3 separate regions of the Homo sapiens genome follow, and regions 1 and 2 are each linked to region 3. Evidence: read pairs that join two places in POLR2A ChIA-PET (ENCODE). Cell type or tissue: Panc1. All regions are shown on one strand.

The links. ChIA-PET counts read pairs that join two places held together with the same protein. Peaks named below come from ENCODE experiments on the same cell type or tissue, not always from the same donor. Only the 100,000 strongest peaks of a DNase experiment are listed, where the experiment ranks them.
Region 1: POLR2A ChIA-PET joins it to region 3 with 7 read pairs; 1 of 35 experiments calls an interaction of 5 or more read pairs at or near these places.
Region 2: POLR2A ChIA-PET joins it to region 3 with 5 read pairs; 1 of 35 experiments calls an interaction of 5 or more read pairs at or near these places.

What each region holds. Positions count from the first base shown.
Region 1 is chr3:177,565,445-177,569,444 of GRCh38, forward strand. The region is part of intron 2 of LINC00578 (long intergenic non-protein coding RNA 578); the gene reads left to right. Among named protein-coding and RNA genes, the nearest start is that of LINC00578, 130 kb to the left of the region's middle. In Panc1, no CTCF peak of the experiment used is centred here; no DNase peak of the experiment used is centred here; H3K27ac peaks cover 2,076 bases.
Region 2 is chr3:177,553,133-177,557,132 of GRCh38, forward strand. All of the region lies in intron 2 of LINC00578 (long intergenic non-protein coding RNA 578), which reads left to right. Among named protein-coding and RNA genes, the nearest start is that of LINC00578, 110 kb to the left of the region's middle. In Panc1, no CTCF peak of the experiment used is centred here; no DNase peak of the experiment used is centred here; H3K27ac peaks cover 1,589 bases.
Region 3 is chr3:177,247,306-177,251,305 of GRCh38, forward strand. It overlaps LOC107986053 (a long non-coding RNA gene), which reads left to right. Exons shown (of 3, transcript XR_001740576.2): 3 at 1,263-1,328. Among named protein-coding and RNA genes, the nearest start is that of LINC00501, 45 kb to the right of the region's middle. In Panc1, no CTCF peak of the experiment used is centred here; no DNase peak of the experiment used is centred here; H3K27ac peaks cover 1,146 bases.

The sequences.
Region 1 (4,000 bases), 320 kb after region 3:
GCTAGAGTGCAGTGGTACGATCTCGGCTCACTGCCAGCTCCGTCTCCCAGGTTCACACCATCCTCCTGCCTTAGCCTCCCGAGTAGCTGGGACTACAGGCGCCCGCCACCATGCCTGGCTAATTTTTTGTATTTTTAGTAGAGACGGGGTTTCACTGTTAGCCAGGATGGTCTTGATCTCCTGACCTCATGATCTGCCCGCCTCGGCCTCCCAAAGTACTGGGATTACAGGCGTGAGCCACCGCGCCCGGCCTCCTCTAGGATTCTTGAGGTCTTCTTGACACTAGACCTACATCATGGTCCCCAGTTCTTGCTCAGTGGTGTCTATACCTTTGAGTTAAGGTAAAACCCTGGTAAAACCAGAGGCCATCTCTCAGAAGGCCTCTGGGCTACTGGGCTTCTGGTTTATCAAGCAAATTGGTTTATCTTCTTATATACTAAAGAGAAGGACTACTTTTCCTAAGTCTCTGGAAGGATGAGGTTTTTAAATGCACCTTTCCCCAGGGCAAGGGGTGCTTTTTAACTTTAATTTTTACAAAACAGCCAAACTACTCTTTCAAGAACAACAAGAATAACAAAATCTTCCCCAAGGAGACCTCTTTCCAGATGGTAAAAGGCTGGCATAATTATTTTAAAATTCTCCCTCCCTGGGCATCCTGTTAACACAAATGTAAACCTGGATTTCTGCCTCAGGCTTGTCCCTCCTGATGTGTTCACAGTGTTAATGAATGACATCATTCTCTACCTGGGTGACCAAGGCAGAAACCTGGGAGTCAGGTTTGGCTCTTCTTTTAGACTTGTCTGCCACATCCAAGCAATTAGCAAGTCTTGTCATTTCTACCTCCTCAATATCAACCGGTTATGTCCACTGCCTTCCAACCTCATTCCCACTAAGTTCCCTAATGTCTCCTCTGAATTTTATGGCGAATCCTTCTGATTTGGTGTTCACATTATGGTCTGGATATTTACTAAACTGTAAATGTGATCGTATGACTTGTCTACATACAGCTTACCAGTGACTTCTCATTGTTTTTAGGCCGAAATCCAGAAGCAGTCCAGCATCTTCCTCACTTCTCCAGGGTTATTTCCCACTGTTTCCTTTTTCATAATCTTTGTTCCACCCATACCAGAGTCCTCACGCTCACACGGGGCTCCAGGCTCTCTCTGACTTACGGAGCGAGCACTCACTCATTCAGATCCTGTGCTCTGGAAACATCCCCTCCCTCTCTCACTCCCCTCTTGCCATGTTGTGTGTGCTCCTGTTTAAACTCAGATTGCTCACGTCCCAGCCTGGTTTCCATGCCCTGCTGTGAATTCTATACGGCAGGGGTCCCCAGCCCCAGGCCACACAGCAGGAGGTGAGCAGCAGGTGAACAAGCGAAGCTGAGTTCCGCCTTCTGTCAGGTCAGCTGCACATTCGATTCTCATAGGAGCATGAACCCTATTGTGAACTGCGCATGTGAGGGATCTAGGCTGTGCACACTCCTTATAAGAATCTAACACCTGATGATCTGAGGTGGAACAGTTTCATCCCGAAACCATAACCCCTCCCCTGCCCTGTCTATGGGAAAATTGTCTTCCATGAAACTGGTCTCTGGTGCCAGAAAGGTTGGGGATTGCGGCCGTACGTCCTCCACCATGTCACATTCTGCAACGCTGTCTTTAAATAGCATTGCCTACCAATGGAAGTTAGGAAGTCAATGCTGAGCCTCATGATGCCACCAGCCATATCTGCACAACCACCATCATGTTTCCAGAGGTTAGAACAGCATCTTGTGTAGGGTGGACACCTAATACCTATTTATTTAAATAGTAAACACATTAATAAACCTTACAAGGCAGCAAAGGCTTGGGGAGAGGATTTTCAACGGCAATTAGGAAGTGTGATTTTTTTTCATCTTTTCTTACTCTTTGAATGATTTTTATGTATGACTCTGCATTACTTTTTCACGGGAGACGAATGATCATGCCCTAACGGGACAGAGTCTGGTCCTTAGTCAGGGGCTCCTGGCAGAACTGGCCTTCTGGAGGAAGCACTTATCAGCTCCTTTTAATTAACTGTCATATTTTCTACCTGTGACCCTAACTACTTTAAGAAAAAATGTGAATGCCACACAGGCACCTCAGAATATGAAAAAAATGCATTTGAAGGCCCTTGAGTGAGATGACTGATCAGGCTAACTCTGAATTTCCAGTCCACTTGAAGTGAAATAATGGTCCCAGAGATAAAATTATACAACAAGGAATAATGTTACAAGCTGATAACACCAACTTTCTGACCCAAGGATGGTTTCTTTTCCCTCTGAAAATCATATTTCCACCAATAACATTCAGAAAGCTGCTTATCTGGGCTGGAGTTCATGTGACGAGGTTAGGCATGAGGTATGCTACAGTGGCTATTTGTACTGATTTTCTCCTCTTAAAGCATGCACTTAGAAAGTTCCTGTAAAGCAAAATAGACCTTTTTTTCTTATAGATTATTTTTCTAAAAAAATGGCAAATCATAAACTACTGACCTTAAGAGAAATTCAATAAATCATTAAAATGCCACCACTTGCAAACCCAGCTCTGACTAATTCCTTAGGCCTGGCATGATCAGATACACTAAGACTTCAGTCACCCTTACCAACCACCTAAATACTGCACACCATGGCAGCCTGCTGAATGCGAGCCCCTGGATCAGGGTGATAGGGTTTTCTTTTGGCTGCAAATGTATTGTGTATGTATTTATTTTCTGGAGTGGAGGAAGAGGAACACAAAAAATGGTTTCTCTGCAGCCCATGTGGTGAAACGTGTCCATTTGCAGAGAGGTGCTTCTTGTGAGACATGGCCAGTTGGGGCCTCATACACAGAGACAGGTGGATGTTTTCCCCTGTGGTCTTAATTATTCTTACCTGAGAGAAATAATAGAAGATTGACAGAACTAAAAGTATCATTCATAGGCTAGTCTCGTTTTGAAAGACTAAATGTGAGGATAAATACTTTTTCCTTTTTTGGAGGTGTGATTTTAAAGTTTCTGTTACTTGAATTAGAAAACTAATCCCCTCTTATTTGAACAATTCAGATGATACAGATACATGTAAGAAAAATAAAAGTTTTCTCCAGTTGCCTCTTCTCCCACCTACATTCCTCTGTTACTTTCCTTATTTCTTTGTGATTATATAAACATATAGGCACATGCATGGGAACTTTGTTTCTATTCTATGTAAAAACAATAAACATATTGTCTCATAACTTGCTTTTTTGTTTATTTATTTATTTATTTATTTATTTATTTTTGAGATAGAGTCTTGCTCTGTCGCCCAGGCTCAAGGCTCAAGTGTAGTGGCGTGATCTCGGCTCACTGCAAGCTCCACCTCCCAGGTTCAAGCAATTCTCCTGCCTCAGCCTCCCGAGTAGGTGGGATTACAGGCACTTGCCACCACCCCCAGCTAATTTTTGTATTTTAGTAGAGATGGGATTTCGCCATGTTGGCTAGGCTGGTCTCGAACTCCTGACCGCAGGCGATCCACCCACCTTGGCCTCCCAAAGTACTGGGATTACAGGTGTGAGCCACTGTGCCTGGCCTTGTTTTTAGTTTTTTTTTTTAGCTCAATGTGTCAAGGATATCTCCAGTCATCCCGTCTTTTGAACTCTATGGGGCTTCTGTTCTGTGCCATGAACATGACACCTGTGTCCTCTGTTACGTTCTTGTGATTGCTCCTGTTTCATATATTCCTGTCTTCTCTTCTGACTAGGTTTAAAGAAAAAGACAGTATTATTTGCCCCTTTCCCCCAGTGCTCAGACTCACTAACTGACCCTTTTGAGTTGTTTCTAATCAACTCTTTGGGCTGAATTTCAGTTTAAGTGGAGTCCTTTTTGTAAGCACCTGCTTTGAAGCCATGTATTTTGTGTTCCTTGGCCACTACCCAATTACCACACCAAATGTGCGCAGTTAACTATCTATGCAACCGAAGTGAAGCAGTTGTGCAATTACCCAGATAATTCAGGGAAAGAAGGG
Region 2 (4,000 bases), 310 kb after region 3:
CTCTGCCTCTGTGTCCCTTTGGGCTTCCGCCTGGCTCCATTCTGCCTCCCTTCATTCCTGGCACAACTCTATTGTTTTCTAGTCCAGAACTTGATGTGGTCCTTGCAAATCAGAGAGCCAGATGGACAGGGAAGGAGGTAATATTGAGCCATCTCATTTGTCCTCACAGCATCCGTTTGAGGTAGAGAAGGACAGGAATTAAAAATGACATTATAGATAGACACACTGAAGCTCTGAGAAATCAAGTGCCAAGATGGTGGTGACTGGAGATGAAAACCTAAGGCTTCTAACAGCCAGCCTGAGACTCTCAGACTACATGAAGCTGCTAGCATACAACAGGAAAACAGTAAAGCTCGGTTAATAGTTTTCTTAAAATAATCAGTAGACCACATCCTAGCTAAACATAATGGGAAAATAGACAATATTTCTCTCTCTTTGTTGCATTTTTCAAGCTAGATTTTCTTTTTTACATCCCCTGCCTGGTCAAAAGCATCTGGAAAAGCAGCCAAGCCAGTGCCCACTGTTTCCCTTTTGTTCTCACAAAATAGAATTGCAAACTGAGATTATGCATACAACCTCCTGAGAGTGCAACTGTCCATCCCTGAAGCTGTCTCTCAGCACTGAGCCAGCCCAGTCGGCACCACTGGGCACCAGGCTCTGCCAGGGAAGGGTTTCAATACAAACATCAGGCAATGTGGGCTGCCAACCCAGGCTTCATCACTAAGTGCTGTCCACGTGTTCTGTAGAGACTTCTATGGAGGGGGCTATTTTCTTCTAGAAATATTGCTGGTAAAAAAGAGTCAATACCAGGACTTTAGTATCCTTGTGTAGCTCATGTCTATTTCAATGCTCTTGGATTTCTTCCTCCCAATTGTTATTGTCTCTCCTAGAAGCTTCCTACATTGAACCTTGATGACAGAAAATTGTAATGGAAAGAAAAATCTCTGGCCTGAGAGCTCTAAGACCTGGGTTCTTTTTAATGTATCTACGAACACATTCTATTGCTAGGCCGTTTATCTGGCAGTATGATCTGTCCTAGGGAAATTTTATTCTTAATTAAAAACATTGGTTTTAACCTCAAGGAACTTCCAATCTAATTTAAAGAGACAAGGCGTATGTAATTGTTCCTTAGTTAAAAAATTAATATTTGCAAAATGACTGTTGGTGGTCTAAGGGTTGCTTTTGTCTACCAAGTTAATTCAATTTCAGTGATTTTTTTAATTTATTGTTTACCCTTACTGAATTGCCTTGTTTTAATCTTTGTGGTACAGCCATTGCCAGCTGTAGACTTTCAGTGCTGAAGGTACTTGGAGTTCAGCTCTTTCTTTTTGCAGACAAGGGCACTCAGATCCAGAGACATCAATGCTCTTGCAAGTGTATAAGACACATCCTCTTCCAAATGTATAAAAAACTCACCTGCATCTAATAAGTCATAGTTACTGACTGAACAAGGATGCAAAATACTGAATTGCTTTCGGGCAGCCATGTCTACAAAAGAGAAAATACATTATTTTGTTCCTATAAATGTAGTATAATGCATCTCCAGTAGATAATTAGAAATTTTAATATATAGTAATAATCTGGAAAAGATAAATTTTAAAGAAATACCAGTTATGTCTGTGCAGACAGCATAACTGTTCACTTTCAATAAACATATGATGAAAGTACATAAAATGCCCCCATTCTTCTGTGAAATTATGTATGCAAATGCATCTTATACACCAAAAAATAATTGCAGTAACCTTTTAAATCTCATATAACCAAAGTGGCCTTTGCAAACACTCCTTGCCCCTTCAGAAATAATCACTTGTAAACAATACTCAGAATTAACAGGATTTCAAAGTTTTTTTCCTCTATTACTAAAAAAAAGCCATTGCAGAGAGGGCAAGGAGCTGGTGGGTGGGGAGTGGGAAGTCTCAGAGTTAAGCGCTACTGCTGCCAGAATTCCACACCCAGTGGCTGGTTAGTGACTCAATGTTGAGGGCAATTGAGACAGAATCTCAGCTGGTGCTAAAAAAAAAAAAAAAGGAGTGCAAATCTGCTCTCAGCAAGTAACAGCCTCCATTTTAACTTGGACCAACTGGGTGGAACTGCCCTTCCTTCCTAACCCACACAGTCCTCTGCTACACTTGACTTTCTTTTTATTCTGAATTTACCAGTGAAAAACACAGATGGGGGCTGGGAAGCACAGTGGGAACTGCCCCAGGCTGCACTCCAGGCCCCAGACCTGAATGGGAACTATGTCATTAGTCCATACATTGCTCTCTGGGTTTTCCTTGGCTTGTAAAGTACTTTTTGACTTATATACATTAAAAACAAAAAACAAAAAAACAGCTTGGTGTTGAATTGGGCAGCAGACCTGTCTGTTTGCTCAGCTTGATCTAAATTGGCTTTTGGTTGAAACTTCAGGTGGCTTTTCAGTTTGTCTATGCGCCTCACCCTCCAGGAAGACAACTTAGCCCCTATTTAGCATTTTTGCTGACAGAGAACCAGCAGGCTTGCTGTTTGAACCTACATTTGAATGTACTATTTGGCCAAAAAAATTAGAAAAAAATCACTCCTTTTAGATTTGTTGGATTTGGTTGCTTTATTTTTGGCCCAAATGCTCCTCTGTCATATTGTTTTACATTTCTCTGTAATTCACTCTTTTGTGGCTCTTTCAGCAGAATTCTCTCTGCATTGTCAGCTTTTATGAACAAATGGGAGACAGTTTGAATTATGAATAGAGTGTTCATCCATCACAATCCAGTGACAGGCAACACCTATAGACTGTCCACAGCACACAGATACTACCTCCATGGAAGACTGATTTTAAAAACAAAATTATCCCTTAATCTCTTAAATCAATCAAACCTTCACACTTAGTAGTTAGTGTGTCAATGATGAACATATGTATCCTCCTAACAAAGTAATAATCATTACAGTGCAGGTGCAATATTATATATTAATATCATCAGTTCAAAACTTTACACAGTGTATTAAGGAGAAAAAAATAGAAAACTAGCTTTCTTTTCTATGTTAATTTCAAACAACATTTTTCTTTAAAATTAATTTTGGGATTCTGTATTTGACTTAATGTAAATTAAAAAAATTTGGGATAACTTAGAGGTTCATAAAAATTGCCCTTTACAAAATTGCTGGGGTAGTTATGGTTGTATACTGATCTAGCTTAGAATTTATGAGGGAAACCAAGTGGAATGAGTGGATGGACAGACACAATTAAAGAATTACTGCTGTTAAAGGAAAATTAGAGCTTGACAATGAAGTGGCCCAAACAGGTTTTATTCAGGAACTATTGTAATAGGAGAAAAGAGATCTCAGTAGAGAACTGGGCTCAATTTTGAATACAGCTTGGACAAGTGGGGATTTATAGCCAAGAAGCAGGGTAGGGGTGAGTGGATGGAAAATACTATTAGGAAACAGCAGCGGTAGGGAGGGTTTTGGTTAAACAGACCTACAAGGATTCTTGCTGAAGGCAGGCTAGGGTGATCAGGGTGGGGGATAAGGAATCTGAAAAGATGCTGAGAATGATCAGAGATCACAGGTGGAGAATTCTCTCTAAACTGACCATGATGGTTAATATTGAGTGTCAACTTGATTGGATCGAAGGATGCAAAGTATTGTTCCTAGGTGTTTCTGTGAGGGTGTTGCCAAAGGAGATTAACATTTGAGTCAGTGGACTGGGGGAGGCGGACCCACCCCCAATCTGGGTGGGCACCATCTAATCAGCTGCCAGTGTGGCTAGAATAAAGTGGAATGAAGAAGAAAGTGGAATGGGCAGACTTGCTGAGTCTTCCAGCCTTCATCTTTCTCCTGTGCTGGATGCTTCCTGCCCTTGAACATCAGACTCCAAGCTCCTCAGCTTTTGCACTGTTGGACCTATACCAGGTTTGGCAGGGGCTGTTGGGCCTTTGGCCACAGGCTGAAGGTTGCACTGTCAGCTTTCCTACTTTTGAGGTTTGGGACTCGGACTGAGCCACTGCTGTCTTCCTTGATCCTC
Region 3 (4,000 bases):
CAGGTCACAGTGAGGACTTTGGTGTTTTTCCAAGAGCGGTGGAAATCCAATGAAAGATTTTAAGTGGGAGGGGCCAGGCGCAGTGGCTCACGCCTGTAATCCCAGCACTTTGGGAGGCCCAGGCGGGCAGATCACGAGGTCAGGAGTTGGAGACCAGCTGGCCAACATAGCGAAACCCCGTCTCTACTTAAAATACATAGCGAAACCCCGTCTCTACTTAAAATACAAAAATTAGCCATGCGCGGTGGCTTACGCCTGTAATCCTAGCACTTTGTGAGGCCGAGGCGGGCAGATCACGAGGTCAGGATATCGAGACCATCCTGGCTAACACGGTGAAACCCCGTCTCTACTAAAAATACAAAAAAATTAGCCGGGCGTGGTGATGGGCGCCTATAGTCCCAGCTACTTGGGAGGCTGAGGCAGGAGAATGGCGTGAACCCGGGAGGCGGAGCTTGCAGTGAGCGGAGATCGTGCCACTGCACTCCAGCCTGGGCAACAGAGCGAGACTCTGTCTCAAAAAAAAAAAAAATTAGCTTGGTGTGGTGGCGCGTGCCTGTAGTCCCAGCTACTCGGGAGGCTGAGGCAAAAGAATCGCTTGAACCCGGGAGGCGGAGATTGTGGTGAGCCAAGATCGCGCCACTGAACTCCAGCCTGGGCAACAGAGCGAGATTCTGTCTCAAAAAAAAAAAAAAAAAGGCCAGGCACAGTGGCTCACACCTATAATCCCAGCACTTTGGGAGGCCAAGGCGAGCTGATCACCTGAGGTCGGAAGTTCAAGACCAGCCTGGCCAACATGGCAAAATCCCGTCTCCACCAAAAATACAAAAATCAGCTGGGCGTGGTGGCGGGAGCCTGTAATCTCAGCTACTCGGGAGGCTGAGGCAGGAGAATTGCTTGAACCCAGGAGGCGAAGGTTGTGGTGAGCCAAGATGGCACCATTGCACTCCAGCCTGGGCAGCAAGAGCGAAACTCCGTCCCTGCCCGCCCCACACGCCCCCCCCCCACCCCCCCCACAAAAAAGAAGAAGAATTTAAGCGACGTGATCCTTTGCATTTTAGAAAGATCTTTCTGGCATTCAGATTTCAGGGGTACATAGTGGAAACAGGTAGATGAGTTAAGAGGCCAGTGCAATGGTCCGTACATACTTACATTTATGCAACTGGCCACTGAAAGTATGTGTGAAGTTGTCCTTACCAATCCCCCTTGAAACTCAAGATACAATAAGAAATTTTCCATACTGACTTGTATTTTGCTTGTTTCAGCATGGATGGCCCATCTTTCCTTGGAAAAGACACCTTTAGGACTCCAAGTGTAAGAAGGCATTTTGCGGGTATATCTTCTTTTCCCATTATAATTTAAGATTGATAACATGGAAGCAGCAGGTCTTATAGAGGGCATCCAGATAACTGGATAATAAAAAATTGAAAGGTTATATAAATAGATCATTGACTATAATAAATATTTATAGTACCCATGAGTGAAAGGAAAAAGCATATAAAGAACCATCAGTGAAATGAGAGATGATTCTAGAGTTCTTTCTTTGGGGATAAGGGTACTATTTTTTGGGAGGGAGGCTGGGCTCTGGCCATATAATCTGGAATATTTTCTTTTTGAAACTCATGTAATAGTTCAAGAATATTATTCTAGGATGGGTATGAGGTGGCCCTTCGGTCAGAGATACTTGTTCCTGCCTTATTGATTATCCATCCTTAAGGCATTGACCTTAGTAAGTTTTTGTTTGTTTGTTTGTTTGTTTGTTTTGGCAGAGTCTTGCTCTGTCACCCAGGCTGGAGTGCAGTGGCACGATCTCGGCTCACTGCAACCTCCTGGGTTCAAGCGATTCTCCTGCCTCAGCCTCCCGAGTAGCTGAGATTACAGGCGCGTGCCACCACACCTGGCTGATTTTTGTATTTTTAGTAGAAACGGGGTTTTGCCATGTTGGTCAGGCTGATCTCAAAGTCCTGAGCTTGGGTAATCTACCCGCCCCGGCCTCCCGAAGTGCTGGGATTACAGGCATGAGCCACCGTGCCCGGCCTACTTTAGTAAGGTTTATAATGGTTAACTAGCCAGCAGGAAGGAAAATTGGAGAAGTAAAGATCAAACCTGCTTCCTTTAATAGCACAACCCACAGGTTGTCCGTGTTGCTTCTGCTCACACCTCATTAGCCAGTATTTAGTCACATAACCAAGAGAGACTGGAAAATCTAGTCTGTTACTGGAGAAGTGGAAAACGGATGCTGAGGCTGGGCTGGGCACAGTGGCTCACGTCCATAATCCCAGCACTTTGGGAGGACAAGGCAGGAAGATCCCTTGAGCCCAGGAGTTCAAGCCCGTCCTGGGCAACATAGGGAGACCTCACCTCTATTTAAAAAATTTGAAATTTGCTGAACATGGTGGCTCATGCCGGTAGTCCTAGCTGCTCAGGAGGCTGATGCTGGAGGATTGTTTCAGCCCAGGAGCTTGAGGCCACATGGAGCTATGATTGTGCTATTGCACTCCAGCCTAGGTGACAGAGTGAGCACTTGTCAAACACACACACACACACACACACACACACACGAAAAAATAGAAAAAGAAATTAGATATTGGGAACAGACAGACAGCATTCTCACCCACAGAGCTGAGGTTAAATGAGGCTACATTTATAGAGCTTACTGCCTATTAAGAAAAAAGACATTAAACAAATAATATAAATCATAGCTGTATAATACAATTACTTTAATTATAAGTAAAAGCACAGGTGCTATTAGGGTCACTAACAAAGGAGTCAAACCTAATCTGATGGAGCGATGGGAATGGGAGTGGGGGTCCGTGGAATACTTTTCTGTGAAAATAACGTCAAGACTAAGACCTGAAGGAAGATGAAGAATGAGCTAGAAGAGAATCTTTTGCAGAGGGAATCAGAATGGACTATGGTACATTCTAGGGACTCAGAGACCATAACCCTGAGAGAAAGGGTGGAGGAGGAAGGGCTCACGTGTAACTAGAAGTAGCTGGTGGGAAAAAAGATTGACTGGAGCTGAGTGTGGAAAATAAATTCCTTGAGGAGTTAATGATGCAATTTGCCTGACAAAAAGATCATCCAGCTGCAAAGTGGAGAAAGTATGCACTGAGACAAGACCAGAAGCAGAGAGATCAGGTGGCAGTAAACCAAGTGGAGATGGAAAGATTTTCTATGTCTGAAAATATCTTTATTCTGCCATCATAAGTAAATGCTGCTTAGACTTGATTCAAAATTTTAGACTTCAGTCAGGTACAGTGGAGAATGCCTGTAGTCGCAGCTACTCGGTAGGCTGAGTAAGGGGATCGCTTGAGCCCAGAAGTTTGAGGCCAGTCTGGGCAAAGCAGCAAGACGATCTCTAAAAATAAAAAAGAAAAGAAAAAAAATTAGACTTCAAATCGTGTTTTTTTGGTCTCAAAATACTGAAGACATTGCTTATCTTCTGATAATCAATGTTGTCAATGTAAAATCTGATTCCAGTCAAATCCTTGTTCCTTTGTAGACTGTGTCTAGAATTTTCTGGTTTTCCTGAGGATCTTGAAATTTCACCAGCATTTCTGTTGGCTAAAAAAATTTTTTTTCCAGCGGGCGCTGTGGCTCACGCCTGTAATCCCAGCACTTTGGGAAGCCGAGGCAGGCCGATCACCTGGGGTCAGGAGTTGGAGACCAGCCTGGCCGACACGGTGAAACCCCGTCTCTATTAAAAATACAAAAATTAGCTGAGTGGGGTGGTGCGCTCCTGTAATTCCAGCTGCTTGGGAGGCTGAGGCAGGAGAATCATTTGAACCCAGGTGGTGGAGATTGCAGTGAGCCAAGATCGCGCCGCTGCACTCCAGCCTGGGCGACAGAAAAAGACTCCATCTCATAAAAAAAAAAATTTGTTATTTCATTTGTTCTGCTTTATCTGCAGCCAGTGGTACTTGGAGTGTGAAGCTCACTGACTTTCTTCAATTCTGGGAAATTGTACTTTTCTTCTAAAAAATTCCCTATTATTTATTTC